2 separate regions of the Homo sapiens genome follow, and region 2 is linked to region 1. Evidence: read pairs that join two places in POLR2A ChIA-PET (ENCODE). Cell type or tissue: GM12878. All regions are shown on one strand. Each heading gives the region's core, and the rest is flanking DNA. Links, peaks and the distances in the headings are about the cores only.

The links. Peaks named below come from ENCODE experiments on the same cell type or tissue, not always from the same donor. Only the 100,000 strongest peaks of a DNase experiment are listed, where the experiment ranks them.
Region 2: POLR2A ChIA-PET joins it to region 1 with 12 read pairs; 2 of 35 experiments call an interaction of 5 or more read pairs at or near these places.

What each region holds. Positions count from the first base shown.
Region 1 is chr4:37,427,570-37,438,583 of GRCh38, reverse strand. NWD2 (NACHT and WD repeat domain containing 2) reads right to left here. Exons shown (of 7, transcript NM_001144990.2): 4 at 7,809-8,012; 5 at 4,564-4,708. Among named protein-coding and RNA genes, the nearest start is that of PGCKA1, 21 kb to the left of the region's middle. RefSeq lists an enhancer at 6,903-7,197. In GM12878, for the core only: no CTCF peak of the experiment used is centred there; no DNase peak of the experiment used is centred there.
Region 2 is chr4:37,555,987-37,567,000 of GRCh38, reverse strand. It overlaps PGCKA1 (PDCD10 and GCKIII kinases associated 1), which reads right to left. Exons shown (of 4, transcript NM_001104629.2): 2 at 8,925-8,974. Among named protein-coding and RNA genes, the nearest start is that of PGCKA1, 110 kb to the right of the region's middle. RefSeq lists an enhancer at 5,851-6,352. In GM12878, for the core only: no CTCF peak of the experiment used is centred there; a DNase peak (open chromatin) is centred at 5,090.

The DNA of each region.
Region 1 (11,014 bases), core at 912-8,911:
CCCAAGTTTAGGAAGAGGTTGGACATAAGCATAATAAAGAAAGCATATCAAAGTTATAGTGGATATTTCTAATATCTACTATTTCTAATTGCTGCTCAGTTTTCCTCTCAGACTTCAGAGGTTCTAAGAGGGAACAGCAGGGACCCATCTGGGCCAGGAAAGAAAGAGGAGGAGGCTGAAGGATGTAACTAGTTAACCGTTTCTTGTCAGTCTTTCCTTAACAAAGTGACCTCACCATTTTGTTTGAGGTATATTGAGTCCTAGTCAGATATGATCAAATATCAATATAAAAGCAAATTTTTTTTTCTTTTTTTTTTTTTGTTTAGACGGAGTCTCGCTCTGTCGCCCAGGCTGGAGTGCAGTGGCGCAATCTCGGCTCACTGCAAGCTCCGCCTCCTGGGTTCACACCATTCTCCTGCCTCAGCCTCCCAAGTAGCTGGGACTACAGGCACCCGCCACCATGCCCGGCTAATTTTTTGTATTTTTAGTAGAGATGGGGTTTCACCGTGTTAGCCAGGATGGTCTCTTTCTCCTGACCTTGTGATCCACCTGCCTCAGCCTCCCAAAGTGCTGGGATTACAGGTGTGAGCCACCACGCCCAGCCCAAAAGCACATTTTAAGGCAAAATATAATTATATTCTGATGACTGATCAATCTGGGTGATCTATGTCACTGTTATAATATCCATCAGAACAAGTACAGAAAAAGTGACTTAGTATATAACTTCATTTCTTCTAACATATACCGTATTATGGCTTACAATACATATGCTTGCACACAAGTACATATATATTATAAATAATTTGTGTCCCCATAAGAAAATTTTAAACTGGGTCAGTAGTAATGAAAACATCATTGTGCAGGGAAAAATTAAAAATATGTAAAATAAGCTAATGGAAATGAATGACAAAGCAAGTATTCTTAAAATTGGCTGCTCTTCCTTTCTTCCTCCTTCACCATCCCTTTCCTTCATGTAATTGCTCTTCATTGAACACCTTTTATATTCCAGGCACGATGACAGCCGCTTAGGATACAATGGTGAGAGAAAACAGAACATTGAGAAAAATAATCCATTATGGAGCCCTATAAACTGAATGTTTGTGTCTCCCAGAAATTTATATGTTGAAACCTGATTAGGTTTCAGTGTGATAGTGTTAGGAGGTGGGGCGTTTGGGTAATTAGTTCATGAGGGCAGAGCCTTTATGAATGAAAGTCGTGTTCATATAAAAGAGATCTCAGAGAGTTCCCTTGCCCTCCTGCCCTGTGAGGACACAGCAAGAAGACAGCCATCTGTGAGCGGGAAGTTGGCCCTCATCAGCCACAGAATCTGCAGGTGCTTTGATCTCAGATTGTGAATTTCTGTCAGGGAGGCTCTGAATACACAGGGCTGGTCTGGCCATAAATTGAAAAAAATTACATGCTGGTCATAACTCCAATGTCAAGCAAAATCTAGAATATATATACATATATTCTGTAATGTAACTATTAAGAAGGGTGAGAATTTTATTTAAAAATGGTTCCTTTCGGTGGAACTCTTGTGATAATATTTTTTCAGTAATGAGAGCCTTTCAATGGAAATTTTCAACCTAAATGAAAAAGATATTTTCATAGCTACCAGTGCCTAGTAAGCTGTGTCATGAGCATCAGTACATTTTACAAATGGTTTTAATTGAGCAAGCTGGTTAAGGAAGCCAGTTAAAGGAGCTTATAAACATATGTCTACTATTCTTTTTAAGGAAGAGTAAGAACTTGTTATAATGTAGATAAGGGAAGATGCCAGAAATCTGGACATCATGAGCTACTACAGAAAGCAGCCTTGGACCCATCTCTTTTCTAGTCATCTGTGTAAAATGCTAGCAGGTTGGATTAACAGCTTGCTACATTCTGAGAGCATCATGAAGAGAAAGGAAGCGGTCAAACTGTAGTATCTATATATAATGCATTATAATCAGAGATATGCTCTGCCACCTTTGACTCCCAGAAAGCAATTCAACTATAACTTGACATTGTTATCACATTTATGAAAAGGATGTATCAAGCAGAAGTGTTGATCACAAATGGAGCAAAAAAAGAAATACAGATAAACTAATTTGGCAGAGCCCATCTAAGCTTGGCTCAGGGGGGATAAATGCTGTACACAGAATGCCTGGTATGGTATAGACTTAAATATACCTAAATAAATGAGAGCTATGATACAAAGGCAACTCTACAGAGTTATTTTTAGAGGCGAAGTGCATGCTTATGATTTTATGGGAATTTTATTCACAGTTTCTGATGCCTATCTATAAATATTATAAATTTTAGAATTTTAGGGCATTATTAGAATATTATATTTATTTTCTGTTTTTGCATGTTCCTTAATGTCCTGAAATTTAACCAGTGAGAGCATCCACTGAAGGTAATGGTGGAAATAGGTTTCCAGTCCTGGTAACTATTATCCATGAGAAATTAATTTCTTTACGATTCCCAAGGCCACTGAGTTTTGATGTTCTCAGAAGGGCACCATTTTAGAGTCTAATTTATTTCTCGTCCTCTCCTGTTGTTTAAAAAGGTGAAACTAGAAGTGTGAAAAATTACATTCAAACATAAACAATACACCTTTAACAGGTTCTATCCAGTATTCTTATTTCAAGATTTCTAAAAATATAATATATACTATATCCATTTGAAAGAGTTGGCACGTCAGCAATTTTGATTGTGCAGACATGATCTTAAAAGGAGTTTGAACGTAAAATAAGTAAAATTGTCATGAGCATGTATATCTTCAGGAGATATAACCCCAAGCAGAAAACACTCCACTTGTAGTGGCTCACATGAAATTTCTCATCTTCACATGGCTATCTATGTGGACACAGTTCTTCACTGTGTGGGGAAAGCTAGGACAAGTGTTTGCCAGGGAAATAACCAAACACTGGAGCTGTGCGATTGTAAATAAGAGGATGACTTCCCCAGACTGGTGTTTTTTACATAAATAATAGGAAAGCTTCACTCCAGGTACTTTTTTCTAAGACAGCTCTTGAAGGAACAGGGTTGTTCTGTCTTTGATAAAGGTGAAGAGCCTGAGCCTCAAAGGTGGATCTAAAGGTTCCAAAGGAACAAGGATATACCCTGATCTATATATTTAAATACAGTACTTATTCCTGACGATTGTGGTATTTTCAGGAAGACTTTAAATAAGACCTAATTTTTAAAAACAGCTTCCTTCTGGAATTTGTCAAAATGGTTTGTAACTTCTCTGAGCTTCACCCACATGGATCCAGTGAGAATGATTACCAAGTGCCTTTTAGGTTTTCACGAATGCTTTGCCGCACCATTTCAAAACCAATCTGAAAACGCAGCTATTATAGTTTTTCCCTTTATAAATTTTTACTATCAACTTTCAAAATAAATGCTACACATCTGACTACTTTTACTAGTTGTGTTTGTTCCCTGGAAACTATGACTGACATATTCCTTCAGTTCTGTAATTTCCTGAGCAACTTCTAATGATAAAGCTTCCTTTCCATGGCTGAGAAAGGCCAACAGGTGAGCCTCTGTACGCAGAATGCTTGGTATGGTATAGACTGAAGTATACCTGAATAACTGGGTGGGTTTTTATTTTAATGTTAAATTTGAGCCTACCAAATAGCTGGAGAGGTTTTTATTTTAATGCTAAATTAGATCCTACCAAATCCCTTGTGCCACACCCTCTGATGGCTTCCCATCTCGCCCAGAATAAAACACAAGCTTCCTATTATGGCCTGTGCCCAACTTCTATCCTCATCTCTCCCTCTCTGTAAAAGTTAAAAAAAAAAAAGAAAAAAAAAAAGTAAAGCTATCTTTTATTTTTCCTGCTCCTGGAATTAGCTAAGCACGTTCCTGTCTCAGAGATCTTAAATCTGTTGCTCCCTCTGCTGGGAATTCTCTACCTTAGATGCATATGGCACTGTCAGTTCTGATTTTCTTCCGTAATTCAGGTCCAAAGTCCTCTCCTTTTTGCCCACCTCATCTAAATCTGGATCCCCACATCCTTTATCAGTCACTATTATCCTATGACTGTGCTTTATTTTACTCATAATACTTATCAATCACTTTTGATACGATCTTGTTCATTTATTTGATTACTTGGCTATCATTTATGAATATATATTTTATGAATATTTTTCCTCCCTCTAAAAAAATAAGTTGCAGGAGGCCTGAGACCTTGTGTTTTTACTCAGTGTTGTCTCCCCAGTGCTTGGCACGTAGGAACTCAATAGATCCATTAATATTTGCTGGATAAGCGGGTAAGTGATGAATGAACAGCTCAACTGAGAAATCATGGCAGAATATGGTCAATTATATCCGGGGCCACCTCTGGCTTCTTTTAAAATCACATTTTCTAGAGAAGCCTTAGAGTTAAGGGAAGGCTTTTCTATAATTAAAACAAAAGAACATTTGCTTCTCCAGAACATGGGAACATTTAGAAAAATTAAATTTCACCAGGCAGTAAATGAGATTAAATTTGCAGGGCATTAAAGGGAAGCAGTAGATGTACCTATTAATGATATATTTCTTATTTTACTGAAGGTATGGGAAAATTACCTGAGAACAGGTACCTCTTAGCCTGGCTGTGTTTCATTTTACCCTTTTCGTGTAACAGCTTTACAGCAGCCTTAAATATCTTCTTGATCTCATCTGATATCTCTTGCCATGTCTTCTCGTTTTCAGCATTGGTAGAAGGCTGCATCTATAGAAATGTAAAAGGGAGAAATTAGTCTTACAATCATCAAAGAAAAATAATATTTAAGAACAAGAAAATTTCTATTATTTGAAGGCCTACTATGTGCCAATACTATGATAGGTGCTTTACAGACAGTGTCTAATTTAATCTCAATAACCCTGAAAGTTAGAAATTATTTCTGTGTTGCATGTGAACTTGACCAAGTTACACAAGGGTGTGATCCAAATACGGTGTGTTTGTCAGACTTTCTTATATACCATGCTTTTCCCTTTTGAGTTTTGATACAAATGCCATAAGAAAATAATCTCTGGTGTCCTCCAAAGCGGAGAGAAAGTTAAAGGGGAGGTGCTCTTATGTTATATCTAGTTGTCTTTATTTGTTTTAACTTCATTTGTTTTGATGGTCCACTGGGAGATAAAATGGGAGGACTGCCTACCAATAAAGTAACATTTATATAGTCTTGATAATCTTATTCACACATTCATTTATTCAATAATAATTTATGCAGAAATATCATGTGGGGTTTTAGGAATAATCTCAATTTCCCTAGTGGATCATAAAGATAAATGAAGAAACAATTAAAGCAAATTAAATAGTAACATATGAGAAAATCCCCCAGATCATGGTAGAAACTGGTTTCTTGGGGTATCAGGTTCTTTGCTATCTATATTTACTCCTGGCATCTTTAACTGGGAAATGGTTTGGGTTTACCCCAATATTCTCACCCAGAGAAGCAATATTGTTATAGATAATTACTTTGAATAATATATGTGAGGGAGAAGAAGAAAAATCAAGGATTCTGATATGATTTCCCATTGCACAGAGAAAATGTGTTATGTTGGATACCAGAATGACAAATACACAGATCCCGAAGTGGAGAACTGCGGATAACCCACAGCTGTGCTCTTGGAACTGCCTGGGTGCTGACTGAATCAAGGACATTCTCTTTGGCAGAGGGTTGGATATCCATGCCTTCTTTGCAATCTCCCTAAATATTCTACTCAATGAACAGGTCCACCTTTCCCCTCTTCCTTTTTCATTTGCTTTTAAAGGACCTATCATAAACTTGGGAGCCAAGTTGGAAAGTAGATAATAACGTTTCCATGATGCTCAAGCATGAATCAGTCTCATTCCATCACTCTCTATAAGATGCATGAATATAAATGAACTGTTTAAGATGTTAAAGAAAAAATATTAAGTTAAAATTTAAAAAGAGACTATAAATAATAGCTAGGTAGATTTTACAAAGGACTTCCTCCCACAGAAAACAAATGCACACATGAACCTTTCACAAAATAAAAACTATAACTGTCAAACTTGAAAACTCAATGTATAGACAGAATGAACACAGCTGAAGAAAAAAATTGGTGAACTGGAAAAATAATCTGAAGCTATCTTCTGGAAAGCAGCACAGAGATAAGAGAATTGATCATGTGAAACTGATCATGATTATGATGATGATATGATTATGATCAGTTTCACGTGATCAATTTTCTTGATTTTTTTTTTTTTTTTTTCTTCTTCACCCTCACATGTATTATTCAACGTAATTATCTGTATGAATATTGTTTCTCTGGGTGGGAATATTGGGGTAAACCTAACTGATCATGTGGAATGATCTATTTTCATTGATTATGTGAAAGAGAATTAGAAGCTGTAGAGGACAGATTGAGATGGCTGAAGGCAAATGTAATTAAGGAGCACAAGGAAAGAACAGAGGGAACAGAAGAGAGGCATTGTTTGATGAGAAGATGACTGAGAATTTTCTAGAATTAAGAGACTATATGAATTCACAGATACAGTAAGCATGACATATACCAATCAGAACAAATAGACACATTATAGAAAACTGGGCAAAACAATAATTTTTCAGAGAAGCAAAGGGAGCTTCATTAATGGAACTTTAACCAATTAATATTAAGAATTAATAATAAATTATTTCATTAAATTATTGTTTAATAATACCAATATTAATAAGTAAAAATCAGTATCACTAGTAAACCTTCATTGATGGAACTTATAAAAGGTATACTTCAGGAGGAAGGAAAATTAGCCTAGAAGGAAAGTCAGAGATGCTAAATGGAAAGGTGAGTGACAATTTATAGTTTCTTAGCTTTGGATTTAGTTTTTTTCATTAAATTTTAAAGGTGCACAATGTGATGTTTTGATCTATGTATATACTGTGAAATGGTGACCACAATCAAGCTAACTAACAAATCCACTACCTCACATAATTTCCTTTGTTTTGGTGGGTGGTAAGAACACTTGAGATCTGCTCTCTCAGCCAATTTCAGGTTTATAATTAACTATAGACACCATGAAAGTTTGTGACCTTTGACCAACATCTCTCTATTTCCTCTAAATCCCAGACCTTTGTAAATACACTTCTACTCTCTGTTACCATGAACTCAACGTTTTTAGATTCCATATGTAAGTGAGATCATATGGTATTTGTCTTTCTGGGCCTGGCTTAATTCACTTAGCATAATGTCCTCCAGGTTCATCCATGTTGCTGTAAATGGTAGGATTGCTTTCTTTTAAAAAGACTGAATAATATCACAGTATGTGTGTATATAAATGTTCCTTAATTTCCTTCTACATTTTCTTTATCTTTTCATTTGCTGACAGACACTTAGACTGTTTCCATATCTTGGCTATTGTGAACAATTCTGCAATGAACCTGGGAGTGTGGATATCTCTTCAAGACAGTGATTTTATTGCCTTTGGATATATACCCAGAAGTGGGTAGTTCTATTTTTAATTTTTTGAGGAACTGCTATACTGTTTCCCAGAGAGGCTGCCCGAATGTACAGTCCCACCAACAGTGTAACAGGGTTCCTTTTTCTTCGCATCCTCTCCAACTCCTATTATCTTTTGACTTTTTGATGGCCATCCTAACAGGTGTAAAGTGATATGGCATTGTGGTTTCATTTGTGTTTGCCTAAGGATCAGTGTGGATTTAGTTGTTAAAAGGAAAACCTGGGGCCTAGGGCAGAGTAACTTTCTGTCTACTCTGCCTTTTCTGTGCAGCACCACCCCGGATGACATAAATGGTAACAAATGTAGTAATGGACAGATCCATAGGCTTGAGGGAAAGGCAGCTTACTGCATTTCTATTGCTTCTCAGCATTTCTGACTTGGGTCTGAGGTAATAGGCTGCTGGCACCGAGTTCTCATCTCGACAGTACCACTCCTCCAGCAACTTGGTCTCCAGCTTTGCCTCTATGGCGGCATCCAAAATCATTTCAAACTCTGAGGCTTCAACTTCTCCAGGGATTCGGATATTCCCATATTTTTCACCTAATAGTCCCTGTGTATCAACAAGAAAGTTCAATTTAGTGTATCACCAAGAAAGTTCATTTTAGTATTCACATCACATGGTCACTGAATAAATATTAATCAATAGATAACAAGATACATTGCTCCATCAGTTTTCTCTTTTGGTCACAGTGGATAGTTGATTTCCTAAGTAAAATTAGATCAACTATATTACAACAAATTATTCATAGGCTGAGAAATGAGACTGCATATCACATCAGATGAATTCAAAATAGTTTTTGCAGCCAATTTACTTTCTCAAAGTTTACATAATACAACAAAAGCTGATCTACTCTGAGATTTGTTTGTTCATATCAAAGAAAAATGATGTGCTAGACCTTAAAAATGTCAAACATGTAAAGCCTCAAACCAAAGAACTGCTCTGTCAAGAACTGATAGCATAATTCTAAGCTTCAGATTCACACTGCTACAATAAAAAGAAGTATGACATCACTGAATGTGATACTACTAGTAACCCCACTGGCAACTGAAAAAAAAATTCAAAATTAAACAAGAGAGCATTTTCTCTCTATTAAATTGGCAAAAGAAACCTCTCACAGAAAAACAATGAACAAATATGTACTCAGCCTTTATGTCAAGGTGTGAGAAAATAACCATAGAGTGCTGATGGGCATGTAAAGTGATCTAGCATTTGAAGCCTAATCAGGCAATATGTATTCAGAGCCCTAAAAATCTATATAACTTTTTACTTGGCATTTTTTTCTTCTGGGAATTTGTCTTTAGAAAATAATTAAGGATGCAAATCAGGACTTACAAGAATATTTATGCTGAATTAGTTTCTTTGAAAGAATTGTGTAATAACCTAAATGTTCATTCAAAGGATGTACTAAATTGTATCATACAACTATATTGACTTAGAAAGATGTTTACAAGTATATGTTAAGTGAAAAGGGTAAGTTATAAAATGGTATACATAAGATGATTCCAGGCTGAGTGCGATGGCTCTTGCCTGTAATCCCAGCACTTTGGGAGGCTGAGGCGGGTGGATCACTTGAGGCCAGGAGCTCAAGACCAGCCTGTCCAACATGATGAAACCCCGTCTCTACTGAAAAGTATAAAAATTAGCCAGGCATGGTGGCATGTGACTGTAATCTCAGGTACTTGGGAGGCTGAGGGACAAGAATTGCTTGAACCCAGAAGAGGGAGGTTTCAGTGAGCCAAGATTGCGCCACTGCACTCCAGCCTGGTCAACAGAATGAGACTCTGTCTCAAAAAAATAAAAGATGATTCCAGTGATTTTGATATTTATATATATAGAGAAAAGAGAGAATATTACGTACATATGTTAGAGAGAATAGCACGCATATATGTATACACAAACATACCTAAGAAACATTTTATAAAAATACAAAGCAAGGTTATTAAGGGCTATCTTTGGGTGGTTTTAAATTTACATAGGTCATTTAATAAGTTTATTATTTTTTATTAAAAACCTTTTTTTGGTATACATATATATTATTTTGTAGTGAGAAAACCAGCAGGTATTTAAACATTTTAAATTTAGTGGTGTAGGCCGGGCCTGGTGGCTCACACTTGTGATCCCAGCACTTTGGGAGGCCAAGGCGAGCAGATCACCTCAGGTCAGGAGTTTGAGATCAGCCTGGCCAACATGGTTAAACCCTGTCTCTACTAAAAATACAAAAACTAGCCAGGCATGGTGGTGTGTGCCTGTAATCCCAGGTACTGGGGAGGCTGAGGCAGGAGAATCGCTTTAACCTGGAAGGCAGAAGTTGCAGTGAGCCAAGATCGTGCCATTGCACTCCAGCCTGGGCAACATAGTGAGACTCCATCTTAAAAAAAAATTAGTGGTACTGCCTATTTGCTTTGTGGAGCAACACTTTCAAGGTTGCTGAGAGTGTCTGCTTACGCCAGTAGTTCTCACAGTGTGGACCTGGAACCAGCAGCATCTGCAACACCTGGGAACATGTAAATTCTCAAGCCTCATCCCAGAGCTACTAAAAACTAAACTCTGGTTACAGAGCTGAGCAATTTATGTTTTAGCAAGTCCTCCAGGTGGCTGAACTTCTGGTTTAAGCTAATAAAACTATTAGCTTATATAGCACTTGGTATTTCAATTAATCTTCATCTTATCTAGCAGAAATAAGGAGGGAACACAAAGGACCTCTTACATAACCCTACAGTAACCAAAGCAATTTGTCTGCTTTATTGTATCCATGAGACACTTTCTGTTCAATCTGGGGGCATTTTTCTTCTTTCCTCTTGTTGATTAGCATTTTAGCATAAACATCAAGCTGTGTTTATCCACTGGAAGGTGAATTTCAGGTCTGGTTTCCCTAGGGGGCATTTCTGACTACTTCTATTGCCTATCCAGTATTCACAGTGTTCTTTTCATCTGATACAGGCAGCTGAAAGATTAAGAGAAGTCCTTGGTAGATCTGTGTCCACGTAAATTCATGACCTAAATTCTACAACACAATGGTAAGCTCTCTGAGGGAGAGGCCAGAGCTGTTTATTCCTAGCTCATAGAAATGATTAAAACACATTTGTTGACTAAATGAATGAACCAAGACAGAGAAAGAAATCATTAAAGTTTGTTCTGCTCTTCTCTGAAGCTTCTTTCTGTAGTCAAATAAAATAGTTCAGCTCTCAATAGGTAGAGTAACAATTTGGGAAGGTACCAGTTTTGTGAGCAATACTCAATTCAGCTATATTCCTTAAGCAGGTACTGTATAAACATATCCCTGGTTGGACCATGTCCTCTCTCTCTCCTTAGCACATAAGCCATCTCATATAACTGGTTTACTGAAGGTGACTGTGGGTAACTGAATTCACTGCCTCAAAGCTCAAGCCTCCTCAGTACTGGCCTCAATGACCAGAAAGGAAGTAGATCTAACCTAGCTGTTCTTTTTGGCTGCAAAAGTCCCTTTAGAAGGGGCTAGAATGGAGGGATGCCACATTATTGGTATCTATTATTTCAGCATGGTATATGAGGCTTCTACAGAGGGTGTGCTA
Region 2 (11,014 bases), core at 1,927-9,926, 130 kb before region 1:
TTCTCTAGATTTGGGCTGAATTTTATAGGTGCAGTTGCATCAATTCACCAGCAGATGGCAGGATATAGCGGTTATTTTACTCATCTCAAGAGAAGGACTTGGTACAAGAAAGGCCTCAGGACCAGGCGCGGTGGCTCACACCTGTAATCCCAGCACTTTGGGAGGCCAAGGTGGGCGGATCACTTGAGGTCAGGAGTTCTAGAGCAGCCTGACCCAACATGGTGGAACCCTATCTCTACTAAAAATACAAATATTAGCTGGGTGTGGTGGTGCACCTGTAGTCCAACTACTTGGGAGGCTGAGGCAGGAGAATCACTTGAACCCAGGAGGCAGAGGTTGCAGTGAGCCAAGATTGTGCCATTGCACTCCAGCCTGGCCAATGGAGCAAGGCTCTGTCTCAAAAAATAAAATAAAAAGCCTCAGAAACAAGAATTTTGGGTGCCTATAAGCCCAGCACTTTGGGAGGCCGATATGGGTGGGTCACTTGAGGTCGGGAGTTCGAGACCAGCCTGGCCAACATGGTGAAACCTTATCTCTTCTGAAAATGCAAAAATTAGCCAGGTGTGGTGATGTGCGCCTGTAATCGCAGCTACTCAGGAAGCTGAGGTGGGAGAATTACTTGAACCCGGGAGGTGGAGGTGGCAGTGAGCCAAGATCAGGCCACTGCACTCCAGCCTGGGTGATGGAGTAAGACTGTGTCTCAAAAAGCAAAAAAAAATAAAATAAAAAAAAAAGAACAAAAAAAGAAACAAAAATTATGGCCCAAGTAGTGTAGGTGTTGTGCTATGCGGCAAGGTTATGAAGTAGGTGATGTGGTATTTTAGATGGTTACTGTATTAGTCAGGGTTCTCCAGAGGGACAGAACTAACAGGATAGACATATATGTAAAGGGGAGGTAATATTAAGTGTTAACTCACACAATCACAAGGTCCCACAATAGCTCATCTGCAAGCTGAGGAGCAAGGAGAGCCAGTCCGAGTCCCAAAACTGAAGAACGTGGAGTCCGATGTTTGAGGCAGGAAGTGTCCAGCACGGGAGAAGGATGTAGGCTGGGAGGCTAGGCTAGTCTCACCTTTTGACGTTTTTCTGCCTGCTTTATATTCGCTGGGAGCTGATTAAATGGTGCCTACCCAGATTAAGGGTGGGTCTGCCTTCCCCAGCCCACTGACTCAAATGTTAATCTCCTTTGGCAGCACCCTCACAGACACACCCAGGACCAACACTTTGCATCCTTCAATCCCATCAAGTTGACACTCAATATTAACCATCACAGTTACTGTCACCTTTAAGCCTGATGAGACCAGGGCTTCCTCTAGCACTGGCTAGACATTGGGTTTATTCTGGTCTGGCCAAGCAATGGTGGGGTCAAAAGGCTCCTGAAATTCTACAGAGGCCTCTTCACACAATCACTGCACATCAGAACTCCATCTGGGTTGGTCTCTGCCCACTGTACATTTGGACAATAACTCTGTGGAAGAGCCTGGGGGAGGAAGGTGTCTGTGGAGTCAAGGGGGTCCTGTTCCTTCCCCCAGATTAGACCCGGTGCTGCTCCTCCTCCATGGCTGACCTTGCACTTCTCCCAGATCCAGAGGCTGCCCGTGTTGTGAGCCAATCTCAGAGCCCCCCCTTCTACATGAGGATACATGGCCATGAGCTGGGAGGGAAAGGTAAGCCACAAAATAAATATGGCCCCATGCGAAGGTTTTGGGGGGAGAAGCCCATTATTTGTTATATAAAATTAACTCAGAATATCATGGGTGAAAAGGCAACATTTGTGTGAATGACTAGAATGAAACGGAAGGCACACAGAGATGTCAAGTTCTGCCAGTAGCTTGTGGTCATCCTCTCCACACTCCCCAGCCTCCCAGATCCTCCTGTACCCTCGTGGGGACAGTTTAAGGGAAAAGTTTGAGAAGCTATGTCCCTATTCTCTGGACTGTAAATTCCTGGAAGTAGGCTCCTGTTTGGAGCAGACAAGATGTAGTTTGTTAATGAATAAAGACTAGTGTGTGTGTCTGTGTGTGTGTGTGTACGTGTGTGTGTGTACGGGGTGGAATCTTGTAGACAGATAGGAGCACAGGGCACTGGGTCATGAGGAATCCACCTGGCTCTGAGTGGGGCCTGACAGCCTGTGTTTCTAACAAGCTCAGCATCAATCATTACTAAAGGATCTGCTGAAAAATGTCAGACACCGGGCTGGGCACAGTGGCTCGCACCTTTAATCCCAGCACTTTGGGAGGCCGAGGCAGGTGGATCACCTGAGGTCAGGAGTTCGAGACCAGCCTGGCCAACTTGGTGAAACCCCATCTCTACTAAAAATACAAAAAATAGCTGGTCATGGTGGCAGACACCTGTAATCTCAGCTACTTGGGAGGCTGAGGCAGGAGAATCACTTGAATCCAAGAGGCGGAGGTTACAGTGAGCCAAGATCGCGCCACTGCACTGCAGCCTGGGCAGTAAGAGTGAGACTCCATCTCAAAAAAAATAAATAAATAAAAAAGTCAGACACCCCTGGCATCAGTGCATGGTAACTTTCATTTTTATGGCTGCATTACCAGAAGTACTGGTCAGGGTCCTATGAGGATCACATGACTTAAGCATGTGACAGGGCTGGCAATATGTGTCTTGCAAATAGTAGGTGCTTAGGAAATGTTGGCCGTTTGCATGTTCATGGCAATTGTCTGCGAGAATATTCGGTTTTTTTTCTTTCTTTTTTTTTTTTTTTTGAGACAGAGTCTCACTCTTGTCACCCAGGCTGGAGTGCAGTGGTGCCATCTTGGCTCACTGCAACCTCCGACTCCCGGGTCCAAGTGATTCTCCTGCCTCAGCCTCCTGAATAGCTGGGATTACAGGTGCCTGCCACCACGCCCAGCTAATTTTTTGTATTTTTAGTAGAGACAGGGTTTCACTATGTTGGCCAGGCGGGTCTCGACCTCCTGATCTCCGGTGATCCACCCGTCCCAGCCTCCCAAAACGCTGGGATTACAGAGGTGAGCCACTGTCCCTGGCTGAGAATATTCTTTAACCATTGGGTGCTAGTTCCATTTAGACACTGTGTAGAAATGGGCAATGTTTTGACCAAATCTTCCCTGGAACCACATGGGAACTGGGCCGTGTCTCCATGACAGGGAATGTCTCTGATTTTGCTAAGTAGCTGTATCTGGGAGATGGCAGACATCTGGAAGAAACTTGAAGCATTTGGACAAAATTAAGTTCTAAAAATGCTGAGGAAGTTTTAGAGGTGGCCATGTGGAGAGGAGTTTATATAATATAGTCTGGTAAGGCTACAAATAGATTTTAAAGGAAGCACAGCTCAGGGCCACCTGCTTGGAATAAACTAGTTCAGGGTAATTCCCAGAGTCTTACAGTACCCGCTGTGGACTGAATTGTGTCTTCCCCCAAATTCACATGTTGAAACCCTAACTCATTGTGAGTGTAATTAGAGATAGGGCTTTCTGGAGGTAATTAAGGTTAAATGAGGTCATCAGGGTGGGGTCCTAACATAAGAGGATTGGTGGCCTTAAGAGGAGAGAGAGCACTCCCTCCTGAGCAACCTCGGGAAGATTAGAAAAGGCTTGTGAGCGAAAGCGAATGGTGCTGGTGGGTCCAGAGCACACTGAGGAGAGGGCACGTGAGGACACAGTGAGAAGGCGGCATCTGCAAGCTGGAAAGAGCTCTCCCGGGAATCGAATTTGCCGACTTCTTGATCTTGGACCTCCCGGCCTCCAGGACTCTGAGAAAATAAATTTCTTTTGTTTAAGCCACCCAGTCTAGAGTATTTTGTTATGGTAGCCTTAGCAGAGTGATATAGGGCTCTGATTTGAAAGAATCTTAGAAGTTATCCCACCCAACTATTTTATTTTATAAATGTTTTTCCGGACTCAAGACTGGAAGCAAGAACTGGTCGGAAGACAAGAAAAAACCTACAATTTGTCCCCTAATTGTAGATGAACCTACGTGTGCAGAGTTGGAACCCAATATTCCTTTAAAGTACAGTAAAAATAGGTTTTGCACTTGGAAAGACTGAGCACGGTTTAGAGGCCTTAAACACCCCCCTACTAGGGGTAAGACACTCTGCTAATTGCTAAGACACTAAGAGGTAGAAGATCTCTGCTGTTTGTTAAATGACTCACCAACCATTCAGGCAACAGATATTTCCTGAGCACCTATTATGTGCCAAGTACCGAACTTGATTCCAGGGATGTAGAAAGAGTTTACTGTCCAGGAAAGGAGACAAGTATATAGATACATGACTAATATAGTGTCATAAGTACTAGATTCAAATATGTCATATAATATGCTATATAGGACAAGGAGCTCCGGAGTAACCGTAGGAAGATTAGAAAAGGCTTGTGGGCAAAGGTGGGCAGACAGTGGTTCTGGTAGATTTCCAGAGCACATTCCAGGAGAACTATGTGCACTCCCACTGCCCTGTCCTCAAACAGCATCATCTCTTTTGTACCTGGATTACTGACTGCAACATCGCCTTACTATCACCTATACCTGCTAGTGTCTCTGGCTAACATATTTGCCACAAAGGAGTCACGATCTTTTTAGGCCATGAATCTGGATCATTATCACTTCCCCTGCCTAAAACTTTTCAGAGGTATCTCATGCTGTCAGGATATTTAGTAGCATGCAATAATGAAGATGATTAAAATATCAAATGTACATATTCCTTCTTATGTACCTGGTGTTCATCGATATGCTTTACATATACACTTGGTTCTCATTATTTGTGGATTCTGTATTTGTGAATTCACTGACTTACTAACGTTAATTTGTAACCCCCAAATCAATACTCATGGTGCTTGTGTGGCCATTCCTGGACATGTGCAGAGTGGGCAAAATATTTTGAGTCATTAGATGCTTATGTTTCTAGCTGAGCTCAAACAAGATGGCACTGTGCCATACTGTAAATGGGTTTCTTCTCATGGACCCATTGTTTGCATTTTGTGCTTTTTGTTGGTGATGTCACTGTTAAAAATAGCCCCAGGCATAGTGCTGACGTGTTGTCTAGTGGTCCTAGGTGCAAGAATGCTGTGATGTGCCTTACAGAGAAAATGTGTGTGTTAGATAAGCTTTGTTCAGAAATGAGTCATAGTGCTGTTAGCCCTGAGCTCAATGTTAATGAATTAACAATACATATGCAAATAAAGTGCTTTAACAACTGAAACACACATAAAACAAGTTATATATTGATCAGTTGATGAAAATATTGTGACCAGAGGCTTCTAGGAACCTAACCCCATATTTCCCCTGAGAGCAATTGTGCAGTATTCACTAACTCCTTGTTTGAAGTGACTTTATAGAACATAACTACAGTGAATTATGATTGTCGACTGCAGTAACTCACTTAAAATTAATAAGAAACTTATACAATAATAGATGAAGTCTTTTCTATCTCATACACAGCTTTCTGGTGTATTGTCCCCCCTTTCTTTCCCTGGCCACATTGGCCTTCTTTCAAGTCTTTAAAATTTATGTTTTGCTCCTGATCTCAAGGACCTTGTCATAGACTATTTCCTTTGCCTTCTCACCCCACCCAATCTAAACCAGCCAGTTTTAAACCCTGTTATTCCACCTCATATCACCTTTCACTTTACATTCTTAGCACAACTTACAGTTTTATTTAATTCATTTTTTGACGTCTTTCCTGCCTTCTCAACTATTCAACTCATGAGGGTGGGGCTTGCGAGTTGCCTGCAAGTCTTAACTCTGCTTGTTTGCTCTTAGGCAGAGGAGGATGAGCATATAAGGAGGATTGGGAAGAATGCTCAGAGAGGAAGGAGGGAATTGGGCTTTATTATCAAGAAGCAGGAGAGGAGACAGTCTTCCATCAAAGAGTGTCAGGTGCCTCAGAGATAAGGAAAGGATGGAACAGTGCACCTGAATTTCATATCAAGGAGGTTGTTGGTGGGAAATGCAGGAAGGTTGTAGAGCAGTGGAGGTGCATGCTGGGCTGCAGCAGGTTAAGGAATGCATGGGGCATATGAAAAGGAGGAGAGAGAACTCTTAGGGAGCTTGGCTGAGATGGAAAAGATGAAGGGAACAGTCACAGTGAACAAAGATATAGGATTATAGGATGGTTTCGTAGCAGGTGAAAGATAAATACCTTTTATAAGCCAAGGAGGAAAAAGATAGTTGAAAGAAACTGAGAATAGTAGAAACAATGGGGGAAAATCTAGGATCAAGTCAAGATCACTAATGAAGAAATACACCTTAGAAAGATGTACAGATATACACTTTTCCTTTGGAGCCTAGAGGGAAAGAGGCAAGGGTGATTTTAAGTGGAGACAGTTCTAGATGCAGGGAGGGAAGCTGGAAGACTGTAAGCTGTGAGTTTCTTGATGTAGGGGCAAGGTGTCTGCTGAAAGGGCTAGATGTGAAAGCTCAAAGTGACAAGGTTTGGAATGGTGTGTGGTGGAGGGGAAGAGCAACGACTGAAAGGCAGCTGAGCAGTGCTGAGGGTTGGCCTCAGCTGGCCACCAAAAATCTGAGTGATGCCAATGCATGTAGTTCTGGCATTCTTTCCCTCTCCCAGCAGTGCCCGGCAATCCAGGTAAAGGCCTATAGAATGTGGGTTACTACCCTGGTCCCAGGTTGAGGTATAAGGCAACAGGGCTTGGGTCTTGAGAGTGCTGGCAAGCATGGCTGAAGCAATGGACCTGGAGCCTGCACTAAAAGGTTAGGGCTGTGTGGCCAAGAGGTTGGCTAAGGAAGAAGAAAGAGTCCTGCAGGGTGAGGATCCTAATGAGGTTAGGGGGAACAAAAGCAAGACCAGTGACCTGGCATCCTTGAGCATGAGAATTTGGAGCCATAAGAGATGGTGGCATTGGCATATTAGTGTCTACAATGAAGGACATGGTCCAGGATGTGGCCATGGAAAGTGAAATGTAGTGGAAGTGAGGATGACTAGAGTGCAGAAAGTCAGAAAGGCTTTGGGCCTATGGTATTGAATGATCTAGAGCCACTGGGAAGTCCCCAGATAAAGGCAACAAGTAGGGAAAAGGACAGAATAGGCCAATGGCATGAACCTTAAAGGAAGATAAGGTTTGCAGATAGGAGGCAGCTTGACCATCTAGAATTTGCAAAGGGGAACAAGAATAATGCATGCACCACTTTCAGGAGACACAGAGTGAGGGGACCAGGCTGGTTCCACTGGAGTAAAAATATATAGAAGATTATAATGCAAGTTCGGACAAAGATGGAAATGGTAAAGGGCTTGGGAAGGAGACTCAGAGAGAAATAAAGAGAAGGAAGGTCTGTATTCACAGTACCTGGGTCCTAAACAGGAGAGTATACTGGAATCATCTCGAGGACTAGTCGTTATCCTGGACCCTCTGATTTAGTGGGTCTGGGATGGGGCCTGAGAAACTGAATTTATTTTATTTTATCTTATTATTATTATACTTTAAGTTTTAGGGTACATGTGCACAATGTGCAGGTTAGTTACATATGTATACATGTGCCATGCTGGTGTGCTGCACCCATTAACTTGTCATTTAGCATTAGGTATATCTCCTAATGCTATCCCTTCCCCCTCCCCCCACCCCACAACAGTCCCCAGAGTGTGATGTTCCCCTTCCTGTGTCCATGTGTTCTCATTGTTCAATTCCCATCTATGAGTGAGAATATGCGGTGTTTGGTTTTTTGTTCTTGCGATAGTTTACTGAGAATGATGATTTCCAATTTCATCCATGTCCCTACAAAGGGCATGAACTCATCTTTTTTATGGCTGCATAGTATTCCATGGTGTATATGTGCCACATTTTCTTAATCCAGTCTATCATTGTTGGACATTTGGGTTGGTTCCAAGTCTTTGCTATTGTGAATAGTGCCGCAATAAACATACGTGTGCATGTGTCTTTATAGCAGCATGATTTATAGTCCTTTGGGTATATACCCAGTAATGGGATGGCTGGGTCAAATGGTATTTCTAGTTCTAGATCCCTGAGGAATCGCCACACTGACTTCCACAATGGTTGAACTAGTTTACAGTCCCACCAACAGTGTAAAAGTGTTCCTATTTCTCCACATCCTCTCCAGCACCTGTTGTTTCCTGACTTTTTAATGATTGCCATTCTAACTGGTGTGAGATGGTATCTCATTGTGATTTTGATTTGCATTTCTCTGATGGCCAGTGATGGTGAGCATTTTTTCATGTGTTTTTTGGCTGCATAAATGTCTTCTTTTGAGAAGTGTCTGTTCATGTCCTTCGCCCACTTTTTGATGGGGTTGTTTGTTTTTTTCTTGTAAATTTGGTTGAGTTCATTGTAGATTCTGGATATTAGCCCTTTGTCAGATGAGTAGGTTGCGAAAATTTTCTCCCATTTTGTAGGTTGCCTGTTCACTCTGATGGTAGTTTCTTTTGCTGTGCAGAAGCTCTTTAGTTTAATTAGATCCCATTTGTCAATTTCATCTTTTGTTGCCATTGCTTTTGGTGTTTTAGACATGAAGTCCTTGCCCATACCTATGTCCTGAATGGTAATGCCTAGGTTTTCTTCCAGGGAGAAACTGAATTTCTAACAAGTACCCAGGTGAGGCTGATGCCGTAGGTCCCGGGACCACACGCTGAGAGCCACTGTTCTGAGGCATGGACATTACGGGAGAAGCTTGAAATTGCCTGGGGACGGGGGGATAGATTAACTGGAAATCTTTTCAGTGTGGAGACTTGGTTGAACCATGCATTATCACACTCGTTTTAGAATTGTATGTCCAAAAAACAAACGTAAAAAGGAAACAGCAATTCTACTCAAACCTGAGTGAGTCAGAAAGAAGGAGACTTTGGGGACTTCTGTGTCTACTGGCTTTAAGGTTTTAGGTAATAAAAACTGTAGCAGAAGACCAAATGATAGAAAATTTAACAGAAAGTGAAGAGAATAGATTTTCTCACCAAAGCATGGAAAGATAAAATAGCTTACCTGTTGTGGATATTGTCTGTTAGGTTTCTCTAGAAGTTTAACTTCTCTTCCTGCAACAACAAAAAAGTTGAACATTGAGATCTGTGGGTTGCCTTCTTTTCACAGTCAGGTATTATCGTGAGTGTGACTGCAGGAAGCATTTCCTAAAGGGCACTGGGCAGTAATGTGGGGAAGGAGTTCCTGGCTTGGAACAGTTTGCCCAGGAAGGCAAGGGGTTTCACATTTATCAGGCTGGGGTTTGCAGCCCAGCTCCTGACACTCAGCAATCAACTCACAGTTAACCACAATTTCAGTCTGTAAAATAATATTATAGTGAGATTTAAATGGAACATCATATAAACTGTTGATCACACACTGGAAATGTTGGAGTTGTCCAATAACCAAAAGCCATCTACTATGGACTGAATGTCTGTGCCCCCTGCAAATTCATATGTTGAAACCAATCCCCAGTGTGATGGTATTAGGAGGCAGGACCCTCTGGGGATAAAATCAGTGCCATTATTAAAGAGATCCCAGAGAGCTGCCTCGCCCCATCTGCCTTATGAAGTTATAGCGAACGATGGTTATCTATGAAGCAGGTCCTCACCAGACGCCAAATCTGCTGGCACCTTGATCTTGAACTTTCCAGCCTCCACAACTCTGAGAAATTTCTGTTGTTTATAAACCACCCACTTTCTGGTATTTTCTTATAGCAGTCTGAATGGACTAAGACATTCTAGTTGTTATTACTATTGATAAACATTACATGACAATGTGCCTCTTCTCTGATGGACAAAGTTTTGACTAAGCGAAAAATCCCACAAAAAAACAAAACAACAACAAAAACAAGCAAAATTGAATGAATAAATGTGTGGTATTTCAATAAAATACATGATTTAGAAAATATCTTTGTTTATGATGTATAGAACTTAAGAAAGTAAAACAAGTGTTCAGATTTGTATTCACTTCTCCATGATTATTAGAATAATTTACTACACATGGACACATCATTTTCAAGAAAGGCTCTTATTCCACTCCCAAGTAGACTGTATATCGAGATAATGAGCTCTGTCTTATGATATTGGAATGGTTTTACACCCTTTCAGTGATTTAATTTTATATTCTCGTCAGCGAAATCTTCTCACTTGGTTATTTCTTTAAATTGTTCAGTAACTCCTTAAGCTCTGATACACTGCTCAAACATTGTCCCATGATTATTCTATTATTCTTATTTTTTATCATAGTATTCACAATTCATTTAAATATTACTTGATAAGGAAGCCATGAGAAACACAAGTCCATGCCTGCAGGGAGATAACCCTCTAGCAGGGAAAAGCAAAGAGGTGAGAAGAGCTTACAATGAACTACAATATCATTCAGAGTACAAACAATGCCATCAAGGGGACACCAACAAAATCCTGAGGTGGTTCAGGTAGGGAAGAGAGTGTAACTGGGAGGCTTCCAGAAGCTGACAGTACCTGAGCCAGGCACTGAAACAGAGAGGAATCATATCGGATGAAAAACTAATAAAGGGGCTGGGCGTGGTCATGCTTGTAATCCCAGCACTCAGCGGGGCTGAGACAGGTGGATCACCTGAGGTCAGGAGTTCGAGACCAGCCTGGCCAACATGGTGAAACCCCGTCTCTACTAAAAATACAAAAAATTAACCTGGTGTGGTGGCAGGTGCCTGTAATCCCAGCTACACAGGAGGCGGAGGCAGGAGAATCGCTTGAACCCCGGGGACAGAGGTTGCAGTGAGCCGAGATGGTGCCACTGCACTCCTGCCTGGGCAACAAGAGCGAAACTCTGTCTCAAAAAAACAAAAAAACAAAACAAAACAAAAAAAAGAAAAAGAAAATAAAAAAGAAAAACTAATAGTGACCAGGTGTGTCGGGAGGGCGTTTTAGGCAAGGGGAATGTGACAGAGATGAGGCAGAAAGAATGGAGTATCATTTAGTCAACAAAGAATTCTGAATTCCTACTGTGTGACAAGCCCTATGCTATGCACAGGAAACTGCAGATTTTAGGTAACAAAAACTGTAGTGAAAGACTGTTAGAAAATTTAATGAAACGTGGAAAGAATAGGGTGGGATGCCAGGTGGTGCATCCTA